Regions from separate parts of the Homo sapiens genome. Here regions 2 and 3 are each linked to region 1. The links are chromatin loops, found by intact Hi-C in ENCODE. Cell type or tissue: dorsolateral prefrontal cortex. All regions are shown on one strand.

Evidence for each region. Hi-C counts contacts between places; a loop is a spot of excess contacts. Peaks named below come from ENCODE experiments on the same cell type or tissue, not always from the same donor. Only the 100,000 strongest peaks of a DNase experiment are listed, where the experiment ranks them.
Region 2: a loop joins it to region 1, with 8 times the contacts of the local background. A loop is called at or near these places in 62 of 110 quality-filtered maps.
Region 3: a loop joins it to region 1, with 8 times the contacts of the local background. A loop is called at or near these places in 88 of 110 quality-filtered maps.

The regions. Positions count from the first base shown.
Region 1 is chr3:69,687,759-69,695,758 of GRCh38, reverse strand. No RefSeq gene overlaps it. Among named protein-coding and RNA genes, the nearest start is that of MITF, 48 kb to the left of the region's middle. In dorsolateral prefrontal cortex, a CTCF peak has its summit at 4,495; a DNase peak (open chromatin) is centred at 4,488; H3K4me3 peaks cover 559 bases; H3K27ac peaks cover 528 bases.
Region 2 is chr3:69,852,202-69,860,201 of GRCh38, reverse strand. The region is part of intron 1 of MITF (melanocyte inducing transcription factor); the gene reads right to left. Among named protein-coding and RNA genes, the nearest start is that of MITF, 120 kb to the right of the region's middle. In dorsolateral prefrontal cortex, a CTCF peak has its summit at 4,578 (motif pointing right); no DNase peak of the experiment used is centred here; H3K4me3 peaks cover 644 bases; H3K27ac peaks cover 611 bases.
Region 3 is chr3:69,944,142-69,952,141 of GRCh38, reverse strand. It overlaps MITF (melanocyte inducing transcription factor), which reads right to left. Exons shown (of 10, transcript NM_001354604.2): 6 at 2,974-3,091; 7 at 256-330. Among named protein-coding and RNA genes, the nearest start is that of SAMMSON, 52 kb to the left of the region's middle. In dorsolateral prefrontal cortex, CTCF peaks have their summits at 3,475 and 3,676 (motif pointing right); no DNase peak of the experiment used is centred here; H3K4me3 peaks cover 586 bases; H3K27ac peaks cover 5,304 bases.

The DNA of each region.
Region 1 (8,000 bases):
TCCTCAGGGAGAGACAGCTTTTTCAAACAGCTGAGAGATGTTCTGTAAATCTCAGGTAATGTGACTCCTGTAATTCATTATTTATTTACACACAGGCAGGCGCTGACTCAACAGGCAGGAGTTAGGCCATTACTTCATTACTGTCTCATTATTAATCTCGTTACATCCAATATCTCTATCTTGGTGACAGGTCTCCAGATTTTGTGGAACAGCTCCAATTTTAAAGATCCTATTATTGTCTCCCTCAAAGTATCAAAATATCTTTTAAGGAAGTGTCAATATGAGAAGCCCAAGTCATCTCCCAGATTGACTGGAAATGGAATTATCTCTATTTTTTAATTATATATGCATGGATTTTTTTCTTGGAAAATATCCCCACCAAGTCCCATAGATAGTAGAGGTGATAAATTTGAGAGCACAGCCATGAAAGATGTCTTGGTGTAGGGAGAAACACCCGGATTCTGGAAACTGAGGATCCTGGGAAAGATCCTCGTCCGGCAGTTTTAGCTGTGGGAATGGAGGCAAGTTGCTAAACTCCCTGGAGGCTCAATTTTCTATCTGGAAAGTGGAAGCCCTTAGGCACCTTCTATTTGCTTTTTTACTTCAAAGCAAAATGTTCAGGTTCATCTACAGTCCAGCAGCAAAAAAACAAAACCAAACAAAAAACCAAAAACTTGTGTTTTCATCTCAGACCAAGTCAGGAGTTCTTAGTTGAGATTGGGCTGATATTTATCTAGCATGCAATAGTTAATAACAGCTGCCTTTCTGATCAGATTAGTCTGAGCTATTCTGTATGCTCATGCTCACACTCTTCCCAATTTTAAATATAGTGACTGTGTCCCTCTCTTCTCCTTCACCCCACGTCCAAGTAAGAGGGTTAAGATGCATGTGAGCTCCAGAGTCAGAGAGACCTGAGTCTGAATCCTGACTCTGTGGCCTTGGGTAAGTCTTGTAAGCTCTACTGCCTTAATTTCCTGCTCTGTAAAGTGGGGACAGTAGTAAGCACGATTGAGCATTCAGTAAGCATCAAACTTGTTGTGGAATGCACATACCCAGTATATGTTCACTACTATCATTAGAGTGGGAACAACAACAAAAAGCTTCAAAGTCTTCACCTATAAAATGGAAATAAAAATACCCATCTAATAGGAGGATTAAAGGAAAATTTCACAATTGCTTAGAAAATTCACACGTCTGAAAAGAAAAATGATAACAAAGAAGAAGAAATGTAAGCAAAATTAACTATTTGTCTCATTAGTGAATAATATTTACTTAATCATATCAATGTAAATAAAGAATATTAATTTAACTAAATAAACTGTGATGGAACTATACTAATTAGGTGGGTGAAGGGGAAGGACAGATTTAAGAGAGTAAAGTCCTCATCAACCATTAAAAAATCAATATTGCCAATCTTAAGAAAGAGCAGCAAAAGCATATCATTTAGAAATGTGAATGCAAATGTGGGAAGAAACAGCAAAATCTGTTGTGTATGGCTGAGGAACAGGATATGGGCCTGACAACTGCTGTTTTTTTTTTTTTTTAACAAGCCTTTTAAAACCACATTAGTTGACATTATATTAGGCTGCAAGTAACAACAATAGTAACAAAGTGTACACAAATAACAAGAGCTTGAACAAGAGAAAGTTTATTCCTTGTTCAAGCAAAAGTCCGTAGGAGTGGTTCAGTTCTGGGAGGGAAGATCCATTCCAGCAGTGCCCAGGGAAATAAGACTCCCCTCAGCTCCCCATTCCACCACCCTTAGGGAGGGGCCCCCATCTTCATAGTCCAAAGCCACCCTCCTCTCAACAAGAGAGGAAAGGGAGAACAAAGAAGGCACGTCAGGTGCAGTTTAGTTATCTCTTAGGGAAGGACCCTTGAAGCAACCATACAACAGTTTACATCCCATTGGTCAGGACTTATCACATGCCCCTATTTATTTGCAAGGGAAGCTTTGATGCAGAATCTTTATTTAGGACAGCCGTATGCCTAGCTAAAAGATATCTTACTGTGGGAGAATAGAAAAATGGATATGGGGGACAGCTAAAACTTATTCCCACAAGCACTACTGACTTTTGCACTACTATTGTAACACTTCAAAGTAAAACCTAAACACAAGTGAGATACAACACCATGTGTTTTGTGGTAGGTAAGGGCTCAGGCTTTACGGTCAGAGGGCTGGGGTATGAATCCTGGATTATACACTTAGCAACTCTATGATAACCTCTGGGCCTCCATTTCCTTCCCTGTAAAATGAAAATAAAAGTATGACCAAGATCCTGGGTTGATGAAAATAGTTGATGTTAAAAATTGCTTATAACGGTTTCTGATATGTGGAAAGCATTCCTAAAGTGTTTGTTGTTGTCATCGTAAATATTCTACAATTATTAAAATAAACCAGTAACATTTCTGAGGAAATCCAATCCGAGAAGGACTAAAATAATAAACAGAAAAATTGAATCTCTAGGAAACATTTAGAGAATCATTCAAGGAATGGAATAGAAGATTAACACATTTTAATAAAGAGCTTGGTAACACCGCATGTATGAAACAAGAAATTAATGCACCAAAAGGACCAACCAGACCGTATTGGATACAACTAACACAACTAACGTATAGCCTCAGATTCTTTGGGCCTCACCAATCTCAGAAACACACAGTAGATGTGTGGCCACAGCCCCCGCCTAACATTGCAGCAACTTCTTATGCTGTAAGACACTTTTACCACCTGAGGCCAACCAGTCACACACCCATTGTTTCTGGCTCCTTCCACTGCTCTGGAAATGGTGTGGGTTCTGGCTTCCTAAGAGGTTGCCAAAGGGATGAGATTATGACATAATTAACATTGGGGATGATTTAACTCCCAGTTGGGGAAACTGACTGGTGAGTGGTCAGGAGAAAGCTGAACAACAGGAGGTGGCATAAATGTAAGTGCATTAATTTCATCTATTTGTTTTTTTAAAAAGCTAACTGGCATGTTCTAAGTTTTATATATCAAAAATAGGGATTTATATAGACTCTTCAATGCCCCAAAATTAATCAGTAGAAAAAACATTAAAAATAGAGTTAACAAAAATCGGAGGTTGTTGGGTAATAACAAGCCAGCAAGGAGTGAGTAGTTGTGTTTCAAAATTGAGAAATCAAGAACAAAAAGCATAAATATATTGTTTAAAGTTATAGTAGCTATTGCCAGAAAAAATATGCTATAAGAAATTATTTCTAGGTAGTGAGATTGAAAGAGATGTAATTTTCATATTATACTACACTATTTTTAAAAAATTCACAATGTTCAACTGTTACATTGATATAGCTTCAGATACAGATAATTACTTTTTTAATTTGGGAAGAATACATATAGACTCTCACGTTGGCGGGGGTTAACATTAGGGAAAGAGATTTTTGACTTTGTTTTATTTCCCTTAACATAATTTTGTATTGTTTGAATATTTATAATGATGACATCTTACATTGACAAATGAAGTGATTTTGGGAGAGACATTGATATAGCAATGTATACAATGCCTGCCATGCAGTGAGCACACAGTCAGTGACTTCTTTTCCTCATCTGAAGCAGTTCAGCACTGTGATTGAGGATTGAATGACATGGCGTATGTGAAGCATTTAGCACAGCACTTGGTATTGCTCAATGAAACTGGTTATTACTATCACCCTGTTGTTGCTGATCTTCAAGCTTCTAGCTTTCAAATTCACTGAACCGAATCCAATCTGAAACAACTAGGTTTCACAAACCCATCTAAAAAGATTCCTTTCTTCTATCAACTTAGCATCCAAAGATTTTCCAAAGACTTTATGGCTAATCCTGGTTCCCACATTCTCTCGCGATGTGCTTCTGAGCCTCTGAATTCTCATCTGAGAAATGGTGACATTATAACAAGATCAAGCCCAGAAATTATAAGAAGTTTACAGAAGGCCGGGCGCGGTGGCTCACGCCTGTAATCCCAGCACTTTGGGAGGCCGAGGCGGGCGGATCACGAGGTCAGGAGATCGAGACCATCCCGGCTAAAACGGTGAAACCCCGTCTCTAATAAAAATACAAAAAAAAAAAAAATTAGCCGGGCGTAGTGGCGGGCGCCTGTAGTCCCAGCTACTTGGGAGGCTGAGGCAGGAGAATGGCGTGAACCCGGGAGGCGGAGCTTGCAGTGAGCCGAGATCCCGCCACTGCACTCCAGCCTGGGCGACAGAGCGAGACTCCGTCTCAAAAAAAAAAAAAAAAAAAAAAGAAGGTTACAGAAGATATTGCGTTTAACATATGGCATATAGTATTAAATCCTCAATATGTGAAAGCAAGTGTTGCTGTCATGGTTACAAAGAGCCATGCAGCCACGTCTAGCTAACATCTTGAAATCAGGAAAGGGAAAGTGCCTTTACAAACAGTCCAAAGACAGATTCCTTAGACCCTCCTCTGTAATTGGAAGCAAAAGCCGTCACCTTGGAAATCCCTCAAGGCTGCAGTCATCACTAGGACATGCTGCCTCCCTGTGGAATTTCACAGACACAGTCATGAGACAGGCAAAGCTTCCAGCTCAGAATGTGGATGCCAAAAGCCAGAATCAGAAACATTCCCCAGGCTTTCTAATTGTTTTGTTCATGTATTATCCATATTCGAGCCACAACTGTCACGTTTTCAATGAGTCGTAGTCAGCCTACCCTATTTATAACAGCAATTCACAACCTACCCATTCCCATTCCCCTTTATGTCACGCTAGTTTTTCCCCTTTTCATTGCATTTATCGCCTTTTAACACACTGTATCACTTATTTATTCTTATTGTTTATTTTCTGTCTTTCTTTGTTACTTCACAGGAGCAGAAATGATTTTTTTAGTCTGCTTTGATCTCAAGTGACTATAACAGTGCCTGACGCATAGAAGGAACTCAGTATTTCTTGAATGAATGAATGAATGCTTTCTCCTATACCATGATATGAAATCGTTGGAAACCTTAAAGAGATTTTTTTATTGTGCTGAATGTATGCATGGAAGACCACAGGCCATGTTGTTCTTTTCTGACACAATTCAAATACTAGAATGGGTATCATTTCAACAACCTGATCCCTGGTTCCTGTACAGAAGTCTCAAGCACCCAACCAAACATTTCCTTCTGTACTTGATCAGCAAAGAAATGCAGTGGCGTATACACAACGTCAGTTTTCACTTTCCCAGGTAGATTCTCTGTGTATGTCTGTGTGTGTGTGTGTGTGTGCATGTATGTGACCCACTCAAGATTTTGAAGATGAATAAAATGTGGAAGGAAGAACTAATTTCTTCTCTGATGATTAGAGGGTAAAAGAGGGAAGAACAAATTTGATGAATCTTCAAGTCCTTTATCTTATATTTTTAGCCCATGTGAAAACCATTTTAAACCAGGGATTTAAAAAGCCTGGTCTGAAATGGAATGGGTATATCTGAGTGAGAACTGAATCATTTTCTGGTCTAACATAGCCAATTGGAGCATGCCTGTAATGTGAGGCTCTGAAGTCAGAGCTGAGTTCAAATTCCACCTTTGAAACCTCAGACCAGTCATTTTAATTCCCCTGAGCCTCTTCATCCTCACTGAGAATTAAATGGGATAACAAATTTGTAATACAATCATTTGGTGTTCCCCAGACCCTAAAATTCAGTTTTTTGAGTCTCTTTACCTTATAGAAAATTCTGGCTCAAGTTCACCCTCCCCTCTATACATGAAACCCAGGGATCCCTCGGTATTTTTAGTGGGGGAGTTGCTTTTCTTCCAGTAGCTTCTCTGATTTCCTGTTTCTTCTGTATCTTTTTCTGCCCCATGTTGAAGGAAATGTGGAGAATTTCATTATCCATCCCTATCAAGAGTTGGTTAACACAAGACAATTGTGTGGCCCATGCCCAAAACTGGTTAGGGGCAGCAGAGGGTAATTATCTCCCAGCACAATACATCAATCAAGCCAACCTCCCTGCTATGGTTTGAACATCTGCCCCTCCAAACCTCATGTGAGAATTTGATCCCCAGTGGTGGAGTTGGAGCCTGGTGGAAGGTGTTTGGGTCATGGGGGCAGATATCTCATGCATAGGCTAATGTCCTCCTTCAGGAGGGGGAAGGTGTGAGTGAGTTCTCACTCTGTTAGTTCCCGTGATTGCTGGTTATTAAAAAGAGCCTGTCACCTTCTCCCATCTCTGCTTTGCTTCCTCTCTGGCCATGTGATGTGATCTCCGCACACCCAGCTCTCCTTTGCCTTCTGCCATAAGTGGAAGCAGACTGAGGTCCTCACCAGATGCAGACACTGGCACCATGCTTCTTGTGCAGCCTGCAGGACTGTGAGCCAAATAAAGTTCTTTTCTTTATAAATTACCCAGTCTCAGGTATTCCTTTATGGCAACACAAAGAGAGTAAGACACTACCTGTACTTAAAGGCTCATTCGGTATTTCCCTGTGGAAATTTGTCACTGGACATGTCACCCCTGGGGTCTTTCCCTTGCTGCATTCCCAGACCTTGCTAACTTTTTCTTTCCTATAGTCACCTATAACCTCTTCCTAAACATTTGTGTTTTTAGCTCTTCAGCTCCCACCTTAACACTGCACCTACCTCTTTATCTCCAAAGGCTCATTAAGGGGCTCTGTTCTAGAAGAAACCATCTAACCCAGGACCTTTGTCCTCTGGCACGGCAAAGCAGCCACAGAGCCTATGACATCCCGTCTGTTATTTAATATGATTAGAATCTCAGACCTGGTTGGCTATTCCCTTTACTCTCTGTATGAAGAAGGAAGAGGTAGATTTATTTGTCCTTCCACAGATATAACTCACACCAGCACGATTAGAAGAAAAGTTGGCTAGGCATGGTGGCTCACACCTGTAATCCCAGCACTTTGGGAGTCTGAGGGTGGTGGATTACTTGAGGCCAGGAGTTCAAGACCAGCCTGGACAACATGGTGAAATCCTGTCTGTATTAAAACGTACAAAAATTAGACAGGTGTGGTGGAGCAGCCTGTAATTTTAGCTACTCAGAGTCTGAGGTACAAGAATCACTTGGACCTGGGAGGCAGAGGTTGCAGTGAGCTGAGATCACACCACTGTTCTGTAGCCTGGGAGACAGAGCAAAGCTCTGTCAAGAAGAAGAAGAAGAGGAAGAAGAAGGATGAGAAGGAGGAGGAGGAAGAGGGGGAGGGGGAGGGGGAGGAGAAGCTTTTTTTGTTACATTAGACTTGTATTAACTTTTTTTCCTTTGCACATTGTCTGGCACATAGTTCCTTCTCAATAAACTTATTACACGTTCTTCTTTGGGTAAGGTATTCACAGTCCTAAGAATAGAGGCAAAAAGCAAAACCATGTAGGGTCCTTACATAAGACAGAGTAAACAAATGGTGTCTTAGTTGGGTTTCCCCAAAGCAGAGCTTAAGATAAGGACTTGGGTGCAGATGGTTTATCTGAGACCCAGGAAGCAGAAGGAGGTAGTGGAGAGGAATAAGACAAGGAAAGGGATAAAAGCCAGTAACACGTATAGAATAAGCCAGTTACTGCTCTAGGCAACTGGGGCTTAATCATATAAGGGAACCTCAGAAGGGCCTTTTGTATTGACTTCTGACTTGCATAGGTTGTGTTTGCCTCTGGAGTATATGAACCCCCTCCCACCCCACACTTCCATGTTTGTCCTGCTGGAAATGGAGTGACTTCTGCAGTTTTAGAGAAAGCCCTAAAACAGAGAGCAGAGCCATTCAGGCACTTGAACATCAGAGACTGTCCACCACAGCTGCCACTGAGCACAGGGTGGGCTGCAGGGAGACAGAATAGCCTAGGTTAGCATCCACACTGAGGGCAAAGGCAAAAGCGTTGAATCTTAGTCGCGACTTGGCTACCAAATATTGTTTGAGTTTGAGTAAGGACTTAAGTCCTCTGTGCCTATAACCGTTTATTCCCTATTCTGGTAATGAGGAACAAGCAACGTTTATTATGAGCACACACTATGTGCTAAACCATCTTCTGGGAATTCCCAGGGGTTATCTCTGTCTTCAT
Region 2 (8,000 bases), 160 kb before region 1:
TCATCTCAAAATAAATACTTGTTCCTGCATTAAAGGTTATGTAGAGGCTTTTCTTTGTTATCTATAAATGGCAACCAGTATTTGCAATAAGAAAACTACAATCTAGAATATAAACAGAGTAGGTGAGACAACACAAAGTTGGAGAGAACACACTGATGAGATTATGCTGCTTTGATAATATTTTTAAATGAGAAATTTAGTAAAAATGCAATTTACTATCTTATCAAGGTAAGTAAACAGGAAAAGATAAGGCCGTCATCAGTGTGGGGGACAAAGTTATTCACAAGATGACTTTACAATAAATAAAATCTCCACATCAGCACCTGAAAATCATGGTGTTTTTATCTCAATTTATGGGTTAACTCTTTACTCATTTAAAAAGAAAAATGTGGACATATATTTTACTGTTAGTAACTTTTTTTAAGTTATGAAATATTGAAGGACAATAAGAATATGAATGTCTCTGCCTATCTTTTAGGGGTGTTGTGGATTGAAACAGGAGAGTGCATCACCATCATCTTCATCTACAACATCAGTTTCTTTCTTCTTCCAAGCAGGAGTCAAGGTATTATAATATTTTAAAGCAACATGCAATTCAGCTGTAGAAGTGGCCTCCATGGACCACCTTGGCTAAGCTCACAGCCGCTGAGATGAACCCACCCTTCCCTTGATTCCATCTCATTAGGAGATCCCAGGACATCAGCAGTTCCATGGACCATCTAAATCCATTCTGGTCCAAGGAGGAGCCAGAAGAAGGGACTGAGATAAAGAAGACAGGGATATTCTGCCATCTAGATTTTATAGTCTATTCATATAAATTAAATGTTTGTATTCCAAAGAGTGAGCAGAAGGTAGAGAGACACTGTTTCTTGCAGACAACGATGCCATTGTGGAAGGTGGTATGGAAGTCACTGGTGTGCAAAACCTCCAATTTGTATAAGATGTGGTAAGGATCCAGGGCAGTGGTTTCAACCTGTGGGAAGCAAACTTCTGAGAGGTCTGCTATTTAATAAATGTGTCACTCCTATGGATATAAACATGGCACCATTTTTCCAACTGGAGACAGGATAGTGTGGTGATTCAATGCAGACACACACACCACCCTTCGTATCCTAGTTTTACTCTGGGTAAGGCATTCGACTTATGAGTCTCAAGATCTGCATCTATAAGATGGGAATATTAATACTACCTATTTCATAGATTAATACTATGATTGAATGAGATAAAGTATGAAAAGTACTTAACATGGTACAAGAAAAATAGCACTCAATCAAGGTGACACAAGGAGCGAGGACTCTATTTCAAAACATTGTTAGGTAATGAAAAGTCAGCCCTTAGAGCCTCAAAGAACTTTAAATTCTAGGGCAAATAAAAGTTATTATTTGGAGACAATGCTTAAGGTAGTTTTGAATTTTGATATCTTAAGAGGTAGTCCAGATTCAAAATACATGTAAGTTCAGGAAAGGTATAGATAAATCTGTGAATAATATATTCATAGTGCATAACTAAAGACTAAATATTGATGGTATCTGTAACTTCTGATAGTAGACAACAAACTCTGTCTTTTCAGTGGTTGTCTTAGCTACAAACCAAATTCTAGTCCAGGAAACCTTCTGCTCTGATTCAGTGTGTCAATCATAATTTTTGTTTATATTTTTTCTATGTAAACATACCCAGGAGTCACACAGGAAGTCGTGTATTTAAATAAGTAAAACTATAAAAAATCAAACCTCTTTATGCTAAATAAATCACCTTATGTTAAATTTTTGCTAACAGTCAAATTTCTCAAACTTTTAAAGCATCTCAAAACTTACTCTCATACTAATGACATCCTGTTACAGTTATGCTGAGCAAACAGGATTTAAAATGAGAAAAATAATATTTGCACAAAAATCCTTCCTGTCTGTTGATTAATCATAATAAACTCTAATCAATCATAATAAACTCAATGCACATTAGCTTTCTGCATCTAATTGACACTCTAGGGAGTCTTACCTATAATCAAAGTGTATATTAATGTTGATAGTAAAATATTCAAATAACCAATATTTTAAATTAATAGTCTGTAATTCCAATGAATATTACCATGAAATAATATAAAAGACAAATTAAATCCTTACTTAAAATATTGTCATGTGTTCTTAAAAAAATAATGCCTAAAAAAACTACTAAATTCTCCCCTTAACATTTACTACATATTAATTACCTGCCAGATATAACAGGTAAGGCTGGTAATACAGATATAGAGAATAATATAAACCATAATTTAAGCTTATCTTGCTCCTAATATCAAACAATATTGGTTCATTTTTAAAAGATGTTAACAAAATCATGAATAAAAGAAGGAAGAGTCAAAATTATTAAAATCCATTCATCCACTAAACAAATATTTATTGAGCACCTCCTATGTCCCAGGCACTGTTCAATAGGCTTAAGATGCATAACTGATATATCATGATTATTAAGAGAAAAATGTTCTGGGGTAATGCTGAATGCTCAAATTATTTATTAATTTAAACAGACAATGTGAAAATTGAATGCATTTGCAACCTTTAAACACCATCTACAATGATATTCCCATTAACAAACATGTTTAGTTCCTATACTTGATCTAGATCACTGCATTTTCATTTATTAGCGTGTTGGGAAAGAAACATGAAAATTTGAAAAAAAAAAACCATGAGATCACGTCTCTGCCTTATGTGAAAAAAGAGGAAGGAGGAGAGAAGAGACATGGAGAATTGTTTATCATATTGTCACACTGATAACTGTATCTCATATTTGCATATCATACCCCATGTTTATTATTAAACAAATCTTTTTTATTTAAAGAAAGAAACTGGGGGGGGCAGGGATTGAGATATGAGTATCCTGTGCAAAATCAAGAGGTTAATGTGCCACAGGTCTGGAGTTTGAAACTCCAGAGCCCACACTTTCCTCTCTATGGTTCTCTGTTCCAAGTTTTTGTAATCTACCCAATGAACACAAAAGCAAACTAATTCTAAAATTAGAACCTTGCACTGGAGTTGCCTCTTTACTTGTCTGTACCCCACACTAGATTCTGAATTCCATAAAGGCATGAACCATGTCTGTTTAGGTCACTACTTCATTCTTTCACCACATACAATTCCAGACACAGAGAAGGCACTCAATAACTATTCACCAATAGGTTAAATGATTAATTAATTGACCATAATGGCTTCTCTTGGCCACCTCTAACGATGATCTGACTTAAAAAAAACAAAAACAAAACAGAACAAAAAACACACACAAAAAAACAGAGAATGAAGCAGACTTCCCTGAATATTATACCAAGCATGAATTCAATTAATGGCATTTACTAGAAAGAAACAATGTTTGTCCTCAAATAATTTAATCTAGTTAGAAAAGAGACTAAGAAAATATGAGATTACAAGGAAGAAAAAAAAAGTAACCCAACATATCAACACAATTTATACTTCTTAATAGAAGAAGAAAGTTCTCAAAAAAGGAAATAATTTTTCAAAAAGGCTTTCTAGGGGAAACAAGGTCTTTGGAAATTTGGGGGAGAATGATAGGCTTCCTTTGAGAAACATGGTAAATCTTGAGCAAAAGTTCCCAAAGTGTGGGATACAAGATGATCTCAAATAGAGATGTACAGACTTCACATTAACTAAGCATGGAATCACACAGTGAGAAGGGCCCTTTCAAATTTCTTCCATCTAAGGAAAGTCTCTGTTTGATGCTAATATGTCTTCAATCTCTCAACACTTGCCCTTTGTTCACAATACAGGTCAGACCTCAGACACCTGCCGGTCCAGACAATATACCTAGCAAGAATCTAACAATTTTCTTTCAATTTCATTATATTGATTTTAATACCTATTTCCATTCGTGGCTTCCATGTATGATAACATTTCCTTTAAAACATGTAATATTTAAAGTTCCATGTGGTTTTTGCAAGCAAAAGTAATGAAGTTAGCATGAGAATAGCTAAAATTTAGGAAACATTGATTGAGAGATATAAAGAATGTGCTAGAAACTTTCAGTGGAAACGAGATTAAACACAGCCCCGATAGAGTGGCCCACTCTATTGTGGTGAGAGGCTAATAGCTACAAAGAATTTCAGTCTGATAAAGAAAACCATGTAGGGTTCTGAAATCACAGTAAGTGAGCCCAGCCCCAATCTCTCACTAACTGTGGGAAATGAGCATGACTCTCAGATATGATTCCATACAGAAAAAGTGGGAAGCTGGCCAAGTAGGACTGAGAATATCACCATGGAAGTTACATGCTGCGTTTGTTGATAGTGCCTGTAAATAAGACCTCTAGCCCAGGGGAAAACAAAACAAAACAAAAAAAATCAAGGCTGTCAGAACAAAATGTCAGGCATGCTACAGGTTGATGCTTCGATATATAAAGACCTCTCCTCTAATGCTGTGAAGGTCACTCTGGCCTGTGTTATCTCCTGGAACATAAATTTAGCTTACAGTCCATTTTTGTTTTGGTTGTTATCTAATTTCATAATGAAGTACCAAAAGAGATTCCTAGTACAATTTTTCCCCCAGTATTAGCTATATAGTACTTCATACACTAGATGGAGCCAGCTTTATAATGCTTTGGGATTCGTGAGCAGGTTTTGTGTTGTACTTGAAAAAAAAAATCATTACACAAAGTTACGGGAGAGCTGTGTGCTAACTAAATATACTTTAAATGTTTTAAATTTTCATTTCAGAGGTCAAAAGGCCCTATCATTTTAGCATTTTCTATAACTCTTAAGCTTAAATTAATATCAAAGTATCAATAATACTATAAAATGTGTATTTCAAATATATAAATCTTGTAACTCATTGGTATTTAACTTCTTTATTAACATGTATTTATTATTATAGATTTTTAAACTGACAATTTCAAAAAGATATGTACTTTTTTTTCTTTAAGTGTTTTTTTTTTTTTTTTTTTGCTTATGGGAAATGGAAGCAATTTTTAAATGCAATGCAATGAGCATGATCATCTCCCTTGGACTTATAAAGACTGCCTCTGGATTAGGAGGGGTTTAGGGCAAAGAGAGTCACACGTAGGCAGAATGTAGACCATGAGAGCAGAAAAGTAGTCCCTGGGGGGCGGGGGGTAAAACTGATAACATGCTTACAACATGAGGGGGCTGGTCTCCAGGACCAGTAAAAGTCAACTACCAAAAGACAAAAGAAAAATACCACTGTTCACAGTCACCAACCTAGGGCTGGGATGGGGCAGCAGGGAAGTACTAAGAGGAAGGTAACTTCTGTGATTCTCTCCAGTCAGTCATGGTAACTCACTGCCTTTTCACTGAATTTTAATACTTTAGAGGAGTAATCCTCAACAAGGGACAATTTTGTCCCCATGGGACATTTGACAGGTCTAGAGACATTTTTGGTTTTTGCAAACAGAGAAACAAGTGCTACTGGCATCTAGTGAGTAGAGGCCAGGGATGCTGTTAAACATCCTACAATGCACAGTATGGCCTTCACAAGAAAGAATATCTGGCTGCAAAGGTCAATATTGCCCAGATTGGAAAACTCTATTGTACAATAAGCACCTCTTTCATACAGAAGACAAAATACAGTCAGCCCCTCTGTATCCATAAGCTCCACATCCACACATTCTGCCAACCATGGATCAATAATATTAAAAAGCAAACAAATAAAAACAATGCAACAATAAAAAATAACACAAATAAAAACTCAATATAGTATAACAACTACTTACATGGCATTTATGTTGTACCAGGTATTAGAACTAATCTGCAGGTGATTTAAAGTATATGTAAGGATGTACATAAGATATATGAAAATACTACACCATTTTAAATCAGACACTTGAGCACCCATGGATTTTGGTATCCAAAGGAGTCCTGAAACCAATCCCCCAAGGATACCAAGGACAACTGTAGTTCCACCTCATTGTAAACATTAAATTATTAACAAAAAGTTTTAAGTCTATGGGACACAATACATGATTTACTTCAGTCTATCACATATGCCACAATATTAGGGTCAGTGGGTCCAGGGATTAATGATTAAGAGGGAAGTGATCAGCTGGGCTCGGTGGCTCACGCCTGTAATCCCAGCACTTTGGGAGGCTGAGGCGGGAGGATCACGAGGTCAGGAGTTCGAGACCAGCCTGACCAATACGGTGAAACTCTGTCTCTACTAAAAATACAAAAATTAGCCAGGCGTGGTGGCGTGCACCTGTAATCCCAGCTACTGGCAGGAGAGTCACTTGAACATGGGAGGCGAAGGTTGCAGTGAGCTGAGATCACACCACTGCACTCCAGCCTGGGCGACAGAGTGAGACTTTGTCAAAAAAAAAAAAAAAAAGACGAAAGAGATCAATAAACTGAGGAATAATATTAACACAATGCATCACTACACATCAGTAAACATGAGTGATATGCCTTTACATGGATAAAATCAAGACAGATGTGGAATGAAAAAAGAAGTCACATAGAATCTTGCCTTATGACCCCATTTATTTAAAGTTCAAAGCATAGTTTAGTGATGTAGTCAACGATTCTAAAAGTGTAATGAAAAGCAAAGGAGTGATTAGAACAAAAAGGATGATGGTTAACTAGGTAGGGAGTAAAGAGGAGAATGCCTCAAAGATGAGGCTTCCAGAGGGTTCTATTTTTTAAGATGGATGGTGGGCACATGGTTATTCATTTTATTGGTCTTTACTAAACGGACAGGTATTGCTTTCTATATGTATGATATATTTAATAATAATAATATTGAATATTGTTAGTAATGAAAAAGTTAAAAAATAAGCCATATAGGGAAGTAAAGAAATGGATACGGCAAGTATAAACTACTCTTTAAAGACATTAAGAAGGATAATAGTGAATTTTGGCATAATTGGCTAAGGTACCACCAGGGTCAGAGGTATCTCTTACTCTTCCTTCCCCTTAACCCTCTACCGAACAGATGCTTATCACATCTTATCTATCAACCACCATCTCTGTTCTCACAGATATTCTGACATGGTGAAACTCTGGCCTGGACTACTAGGTTGTTCTGACAACTTCCCCCAAAATATTATACACCTACTACTAGATAACACTTCCTAAAGCACGATTTTGCTGTTTTCAGGCAACTATGGTCACAAAATTAATGGTTCATCACTATACAATGAATGAATTTTTTTTTAATGTTTTATTTAGACTAGCAATCAAGCACCAACTTATCCTTCTGGACTTATCTATTGTAATGATTCAAACCAATATAAACAACTTATTCTCTAACTCTAGCTGTACACTCTTGCTTGGGGTGTTCTCTTGCCTGGAGTACTACTCTTCATGCACTCACCATCCCTATCAAAAAAACACTACGTATTCTTCAGTAAAATGAAAGGGAGATGTATTACCAAATGTTGGTGAAGAACAGAGCAAATGGCACACTCAGATGCTGCTCCTGAAGGTGTAAATTCACAGAAAGACTTTTGGAAAATGGTTTGCAGTATCTACCAAAAGCTGAACATGTGCATGCCTCATAACCTAGTAATTCCATTTCTTAACCCAAACCAGATAAATTTATATGTGTGTTCACCAAAAAGCATATAGCAATAATGTTCATTGCAACACTGCTCATAATAGTGCAGAACTCTAGGCAAACCAAATTCCCATCAACAGTGGAATGGATAAATGGTGATGTAATCATACAATGGAATATCCTATGAGAATGAACTACTGCTACATACAAACAAGGGATAAATCTCACATACATAATGTTAAGCGAAAGAATCCAGATATGAGAGTACATGCTGTATGATTTCATTTGTATGAAGTTAAATAAAACCCAGACATGATTAATCCATGGTGTTAGAAGTCAGGATAGTGATTATACTTAGAAGAGGGGTTGACTAGGAGGAGGCACAAGGGTGCTAGTGATGCTCTATCTTAGAGATTGGGTGCTAGCTATCTGGTGAAAATTCCTCAGGCAGTGCATGTAAGATGTGTATACTTTTCTGTGGGAATATTATATTTC
Region 3 (8,000 bases), 260 kb before region 1:
AACCACTACTAGAAACAAGAAAAATAAAAACTCTTCAGAAACTGAAAATAAGTATATATACAAAATTCAATTTGATCTGAGATAAAATATGGGGAAAATATATACCTTGGTTTCTGTCAAATACAATTTTCTTCCATAAGAGAGAATTTTAACAGCTGTAGGAATCAACTCTCCTCTACAGAATTTCTGGAAACATTTTTGATATATGGGGAACATTAATATCAAATGTCATGAACATAAATAAAACCAACTTACTCAGGTTGTGATTGTCCTTTTTCTGCCTCTCTTTGGCCAGTGCTCTTGCTTCAGACTCTGTGGGAAAAATACACGCTGTGCACGTGAATGAAGTCATTAGAAGTTGGAACTGTTTGAAGTTGCACAAAATGTAAACTACAAAATATCTCATTTCCCAAACATACAGAAGCTTATTTGACTTGACTCTAAGTAAAAATACGTTTTTTTAAAAATGATATCTTTTTAAAAAGCTTGCATGTTTTCAAAAGCAATATATATATCATATATACAATATGTAAAAACTGGGCTTCCACAAAATGGTAAAAAAAAACCCTGGTAAAAATTATATATAGCACACTGTAAACATATACAGATACTAGCAAGAAAGAAATCGATAATTAGAAAACTATGTCAATTTGCTGTTGATACTCTATTATCAGGGGTCTGATATATTTTCTTTTCAGGCCATAGAAGCTTTCAATCCTTTTTTGATGCCTGTGTAACGTGCTGATATAAAAACTGAGTAGTGGCCCAGCATGGTTGCTTGCACCTGTAATTCCAGCACTTTGGGAAGTGGAAGTGGAAAGATCACTTGAGCCCAGGAGTTCAAGATCAGCCTTGGTCTTTACAAAAAATAAAAAAAAATAAGTCCAGCATGGTGGTGCATGCTTGCAGTCCCAGCTACGGGAGGCTGAGGTGGGAGGATCACTTGAGCCCAGGAGGTCGAGGTTGTAGTGAGCCGTGATCACACCACTGCACACCAGCTCAGGAGACACAGAGAGACCCTGTCTCAAAAAAAAAAAAAAAAAAAAAAGCTGCCAAATTGGATCTCTGTCTCTTCTAACTAGTTCACTACTTCATAGAATGAACTCATTTTTTCAGAAGTTGGTGCCAGATTCTGTTAAAACCTGCTGTAATGAAATCATCTAATAACTTAGGAACCACTATTTACTAGCTTGAGTCTATAAAAACAAAATAGGAATAGAGGCATTTGGTGGCAACTGCAATTGGAAAGCTCTATTTGCATAGCAACTCTTGTGACATCTCTGGGATAAGAGATTACTTTTTGCCTTACAGAGAACAAAACAAAACAAAACAGAATTAAAAACAAAACAAAACATGTTACTTGACCAATCTGGGGATCCAGAAAGCTCTGTTATTTCCTTTTCAGAAGTGATAGCTGAAGCATTACACTACCATAATTTAGAATTTTATCTCAAAATAGAAATCTTTTTAGCATAACTTATAGCCACTGAAGCATATATATATATATATATATACACACCATATATATTTATTATATGGGTGTTATATATGTATATATGCATATCTATATGCATACATCCATGTATATATGCATATCTATATGCATACATCCATGTATATATGCATATATATGCATATCTATGTGTGTGTGTGTATGTGTGTGCATATATATATATATATATATATATATATAACTCAGAAGTTGAATTCTTTCAGTTGTGATGGTCAGTTCAAATCATTTTCTAGTTTTTTTTTCCTCACACAGAAGCATGACTTACATACCCTCCACTTCAATGATTCTTAAGTTGTTGTTGTTGTTGTTGTTTTGTTTTGTTTTGCTTTGTTTTGAGACAGGACTCATTCCTCTTGCCCAGGCTGGAGTGCAGTGGTGTGATCACAGCTCATTGCAGCCTGGAACTCCTGAGCTCAAGCAATCTGCCTGCCTCAGCTTCCCAAAGTGCTGAGATTACAGGCGTGAGCTACTGTGCCTGCCCGACGATTCTTGCTTTTGTTGTTGTTGTTGTCTTGCAGTAATTTTCCTTTTTGGTAGGGTAGCTACTTGTGTTTTGGTTTTGGATGGTTTTTACTTATTAATTACTCTTTTCACTCAAATCCATGGTTTTTAAAAAACATCTTTCTCCTGCTTATTTTCTAAAAAAAATTTTTTTAAGACATCCTTGACTGGAACAGGAATTCTCTGTACCAAATCCATATTCCATATTCTCAGTCTGTTCATCCAATCCTGCAGGATGCAAGGATCAAATAATAAAAAGAGGGGTGTGGTAAGGGCCATAAAATTCACCATGGTAGAATGCCAGTTCTAATATAGTTTCCGCCATGTTTTAATGACCAAATAAATGCCTTCCCTAAAGCATTAAGCAAAGTAGAGAAATAAGTAATTTCACACTTGCCTCAAGAACAAATAATATCCATTGCTCCATTTTATAATTTTTTCCCCTCTGTGTAATAAATCTTTTGCACACAATACAGCAAAAGACAACAGGAGGCATCTGAAGATGTGAGAAATATATTCTTATGCTATCCCAATTGTGGGCTTGAATGTGTGTCAAAGGAAAATTCAGATCTGGGTTCTCAAATGCAAATGCCTCTAGGGGCTTGTTAGAAACATACATATCAGGTAGGGTGGAGACAGTTACAGCTGAAAGAGTTGCCTACTATCCCCAACACAAAGGGGACCTTCACCACACACACAGTGATTGGTGACATGCAGTAATGGTGGCCCCGATTCCCAGTATCTCAGGAGATTTTCAAGGATCTCCTTGAAAAAAAACAGAATTTTCAAGTATAAATTCTCCGTCTTAAAATATTGCATAATGTTTTAACCACTGCAGAGACCTATAAAAGTTACGTCCATGAGTTGGATATAGTTTGCACATCACTATATCAATAACTTTGTCTTATCAGGAAATGGACAGAAATCTGCAGTAAGAGGCACATTTACTAGGTGTTTACCTGTGAGCTCCCTTTTTATGTTGGGAAGGTTGGCTGGACAGGAGTTGCTGATGGTGAGGCCTGGTGGGGGCAGACCTTGGTTTCCATAAAGATCAATCAAGTTTCCCGAGACAGGCAACTAGAGAGAGACAAACAGTAACAGAAATTAACTGTTGAACAATTCCCATGTTTTTTCAGATAAAACCTATATCCTACTCTAGGATTTATTTAAGAAAAATTATTTGATACAAAAAATCATTTTTAAAATAGGAAAATATGAGATGTTTACTTTTTCATTCACAGGTATTAAAAGAGAGGTACAGGATCTCCTCAACCAGTTCCCTTTGAGGCAGGAAAGTACAGTCTCACACCCATAAAATGACTACTCTAACTAGCCAGTCAGTTTATTTTGAGCATGGAGGCAATGAATAATGTGGTGAATGCATTATCTAGTACAACTAGTAGCAAACAGTGGGTGTTCAGGAAATGTTGGCTATTATTGTAAAACAGGATTGTATATAAAATGACCTTTTCACCAAATAGGACTTTCCATTAAAGTTAATTTTGTTCCTTCCTTCTCGTATCCACCTCTTCTTCTCACTTTTTCTTTTACAAGGAAAAGCAATGAAAGTTTTTTTTTTTTTAATTGGAAATGATTTCCTTATTGCTAGAGAGAAAAAGCGTTTCCTTGAAATTGAAATTTTCCACAAAGCCACAAGAGGGAGCCCACAGACTTTAAAAGAGAGCAAAAATTTACACTTTCAAGAGAATAATAATAAAAAAAAAAAGTAAAAGAAATATTTAGCCTTCCCCAAGCTAGCGTCAGAGTTTTTCCTCTAGTTCTGAATGGGCTGTTTTAAAGCAGCGAGTCCTCCTTTGGTTGTGTATGTGCATTTCTTGGTAACTAGCTGGTTGCAGCAGTTTATAGGCCTGTTTTTGTAGAAAAGGCCCAAGTTGATCTCCCTTCCCATGCCCTGAAATACAGTTTGAAATAGTAACTATGGAGAAATCGTTGACTGACCTCACTCCTTCCACTGCAGACACGTACCATTACTAGATTGATTCAAACAATTTCTATAACCATGATTACTGGGTAAGACTTTAAGTCGTTTAGCCCTCCCATTTCTTGATTACACATGGAATTGTATTCTACATCTGAGAAAAGTACATTCAGAAAGCATTTAGGTGTGATTAAAGTGTTTAGTGACTGAGAAGTATCTAGTAAAAACTGTATTCAACAGAGTACCTTGCATCCTCTCCAATGACCACTAACATACAGATGAAAATATACCACAAAATACAAGTCGAATGTGCTTCCCCTCATTGATAACCATTGCATCTATTTCTGTGATAGCCTCTAAACATATACTCTATGAATTAAACCCCTAGCTAAAGAGATTTGGGTGGGAGGCAATGGACATGGAATAAGATACTTCTTGATGGGTGAATCAGACACTGGCTCGAACAGAATTGGGGTAGGCAGGGAGGACAGACAGACCAGCAGAATACAACTCCCTCTTTTGCTCCTTTTTGAAAGCAGCGTTTATAGTATATGCATAAAACCTAATACACATACCCCCATACACAGGCACAAAAATAGACATCGTGGTCATTTAAAATGCCCTTGTATGGTATTTCAAGGCCCTCTAACTAAGGAATTGATAAAAAGTGACTTTGATTATTAGCTGTCATTTCACTAAGTGGTTTTAGTTGAAATAGGTTACCTTCTCAGGGTCAACCTTGCTCTGTGTGTGTTTAGTTTTATTCTTGTCCAATTTAACGCAAAGTGAAAGGCACTCACATGTTTCAAAACAGCCCTGTAAAGTACCAGAAAGACTAAACTTATACAGCTGCCATGATGTCTGGTAACTCCTTGGATTCCAAAGCTTTATTCCCCTATCTTTTGAGAATTTTGGATTTTGGGAAAACGTTGAGGTTTTAACAAACCAAGAATGTGACTTGAAAATTCAAAGCAATAAGCTAAAAGAAAAATTATTCCACTTGCTCTAGAAAGGTAAATCACACATATGGTTTTCATAGGCAAATTGTATGCAAAACTCACTGTGTTATTATGATGATTTGTTAGGGATAAATAATAGCAACTGATACACATCTCCAAGTCATTGATAGACCTATGTTGAACAGATATCTAATTCTAAGCTTCTTCTGGACAAGAACATATTTTCTAACTATATTCTAAAGAAGAGATATGTACATGACTGAGAGAGAGAATGCTTTCTGCCATAGACAGCGAGATGGACAGGGTGGGGGAGACAAAGAGCAACGTGGGGGATACCTAGTGAGAAATGGATTGAGATGCATGAAAAACTACAGAAAGTACTGCTGTGATTAGCATGGATTGACGACAGTGCACATCAAAAAGGGAAATGAATTAAAATCCCTATAGCAAGATGCCTCATTGGGCACTCTACTGAGATCAGACATCATTACTTCCAGTTGAAAAAGCTTATAGCCCTCTATCTACTTCTCTGAAAGATTTCCTGCTTCGGCTGCTTTTCCCATACTTGCTGATTAGGAGTGGGAAGCAGAAAGCATGGCAGAATATTTTGCTGGGGGTCATCTCATTTTTTGGGTGCCTACTTTGGGCCAAGCACAGAATTAAAATGGCACTTTGTGTATGGCATCTTACTGCTTTTTACAGAAAGAAAAGCCAAGATTTTTGCCATTGCCTAATGGAGGTTTTTGGTCGGAGGCTCACGTCCCATGTTAACAGCAGAACTGGGGGTGGGGAGAGTATCAACATGCTGATATTAACCAGTTAGAAACTGCAAACTTTCAATTCATCTCCAATTAGACCTGAGGAAATAAAAACCCTGCCGCTTACTAGCCGAATGTGGATACTCCAATTTACCGATTAATGGTGCAGAACTTTATAGCCTGTGCTTAGGAGTCAGAGATCCGGATTAAAATCCTGCCTCTTTACGAACTTGCTATGTGATATTAAGCAAGTTCTCTGAGGCTTAGTGTCTCCAATTGAAAAGTGACAACATTCTTCTCACAGGGGTCTTATAAGATTTAATAGAGATAAAGTAGGTGAAACAGTGCCTGCTACTTCAGTGATCAATAAGTGGTAACTGCTATGATTAACAATACAGTATTCTAATTTTCTAGGGAGTACTGGATTCCCACTTTACAGTTTTGACAGGTGAGCTAATTTTCACTTGATCAACAAAACCACTTGCTATGTTAATTACTAAGTACATTGTCAACGATTAGACAATTTTTTACCAGACTGCAATGCAAATCTAGGAACAGAAATCAGGGAATCTGCAAGGCTGAGGTGACCAGTCATTATTCCAAGTCAGGCATTCCACACTAGAGCTGATTTTGTTTCCCCGGATCAATATCTGGAGGTATTTTCAGTTGATGCACCTGCAGGGGATTTGCTGCTGGCATCCAGTGGGTGAAGGCCAGGGATGCTGTTAAGCATCCTAAAATGCACAGGACAGTCTCCCACCACAAAGACTTATCCATCCCAAATGTCAACAGTTCCACATTTGAGAAACTGTGTCCTAAATGGTGGTGTATGTTCTTTCTATCAACCGCTCTTATTTGCTGAAGCTACTAAAAGGAAGGTTGATGGAAATAATTTAAAATGTGTCTCCTAGCCATGCATTTTAAAGAAAGGATTCTGTAGTTGGTTCTTCTGCATTAGAAAACTTTCCCGATAAATACAGTTAACATCATAATTAGGTCAAAATAACACCTTTAGAGCTAAGAAAAAGGAAGAGACTTCTTCTATTAACATGTATATTTCACATCTTTGTGGGATTTTTATCCAGGCCATTTACCTAAATGACAAGATTTCACTTCCAGAGCACAAACTGCACCATGGACAGATGAAAGCCACAGTCTAATCCGGACAAACAAATTGAAGGAAGATGCGCCTGGGTCTATGCCCCCATACTGGTCTGAATTGAGTTCTTCAATGTTGTGCTCCACCAAAATGAATATTTTTCCAAGTAAATGATAATTGTAAAACGTTATTATTTTTTCTCTCTGGATGGTCCCCTTTTCTGAATATCAATTGAGCACTGTTAACACAAGTAAACTGGGACTTTTATTCTTTGTTTGTGATAGTACAAGAGGGCCCTTGTGCTCTCAGAATAGTTATTTCTAGACTTCAATTCCCTTAGGACAGTTTCCTCTCTAAGTGTTCCTTCCACTTTATTTTTTCCTAAGTAGTTAACTTGAAATAAAGCATTTCAAATAATCAAATAAAAGAAAAAAATGCCTAACACGAAGAACATTAAACTTTACTGTGGGAAAAAATTAAAATGTTAATAGGTTGCAGTAGCTTTGTTACTTAATTTTGACAACTAAAACCCAAGTTCATCAAGAATAAGAGCTAGTAACTTACTTTTAGTGAGAGCTTATCAGGGCCCAACTGTTCTAAATGCTTTTTGTGGGCTACCTCTTATAATTCTCCCATTAATTCTATTGCAGTAGATGCTATTATGATCCCCATTTTACAGACAAGGAAACACAAGCAGAGAGGTTGAATCACTCCGTCAAGAGTATGTATTCAGATGTCTGGTTCAGAGTCTGTGCTCCTAATGTTGAAGTTACATTGTCTTTCCCCTAATGGCAAAATGCTGAAATAGATTTGTTGAAAGACTCTAATGGAGCCACATTTAGCCTTTCCAGTATGGGGATAAAGAAGAGAAGTGGATGCCGGGATAAAGTCAGTGACTTCTAAGGGTGGCTGCAGGGGACTCCTCTCCTGTCTGGGAGTTAATTCAACTCTGCCCAGAGGATCTTTCTTATCTGGAAATTCCCTTGAGATGGCCTCTCTGCTCCTGAATTGTCCTTCTCCCCTCAAGGGCTAAAAGAGTCTCCCCCTTCTAGACTGGTAACCCCCGTGAGAACAGGAAGCACACCTTAGTCACCTTCGCATCCACAGCACCTTGCCTGGTGCTGGCCACCTATTAGGCATATCCATAAATGCTAAATTAATCTTTAATATACTTTCGGAACAACGAGATAATGAAGGAACAAGGCCTCAACGCTAATGTAGATGGAATGAA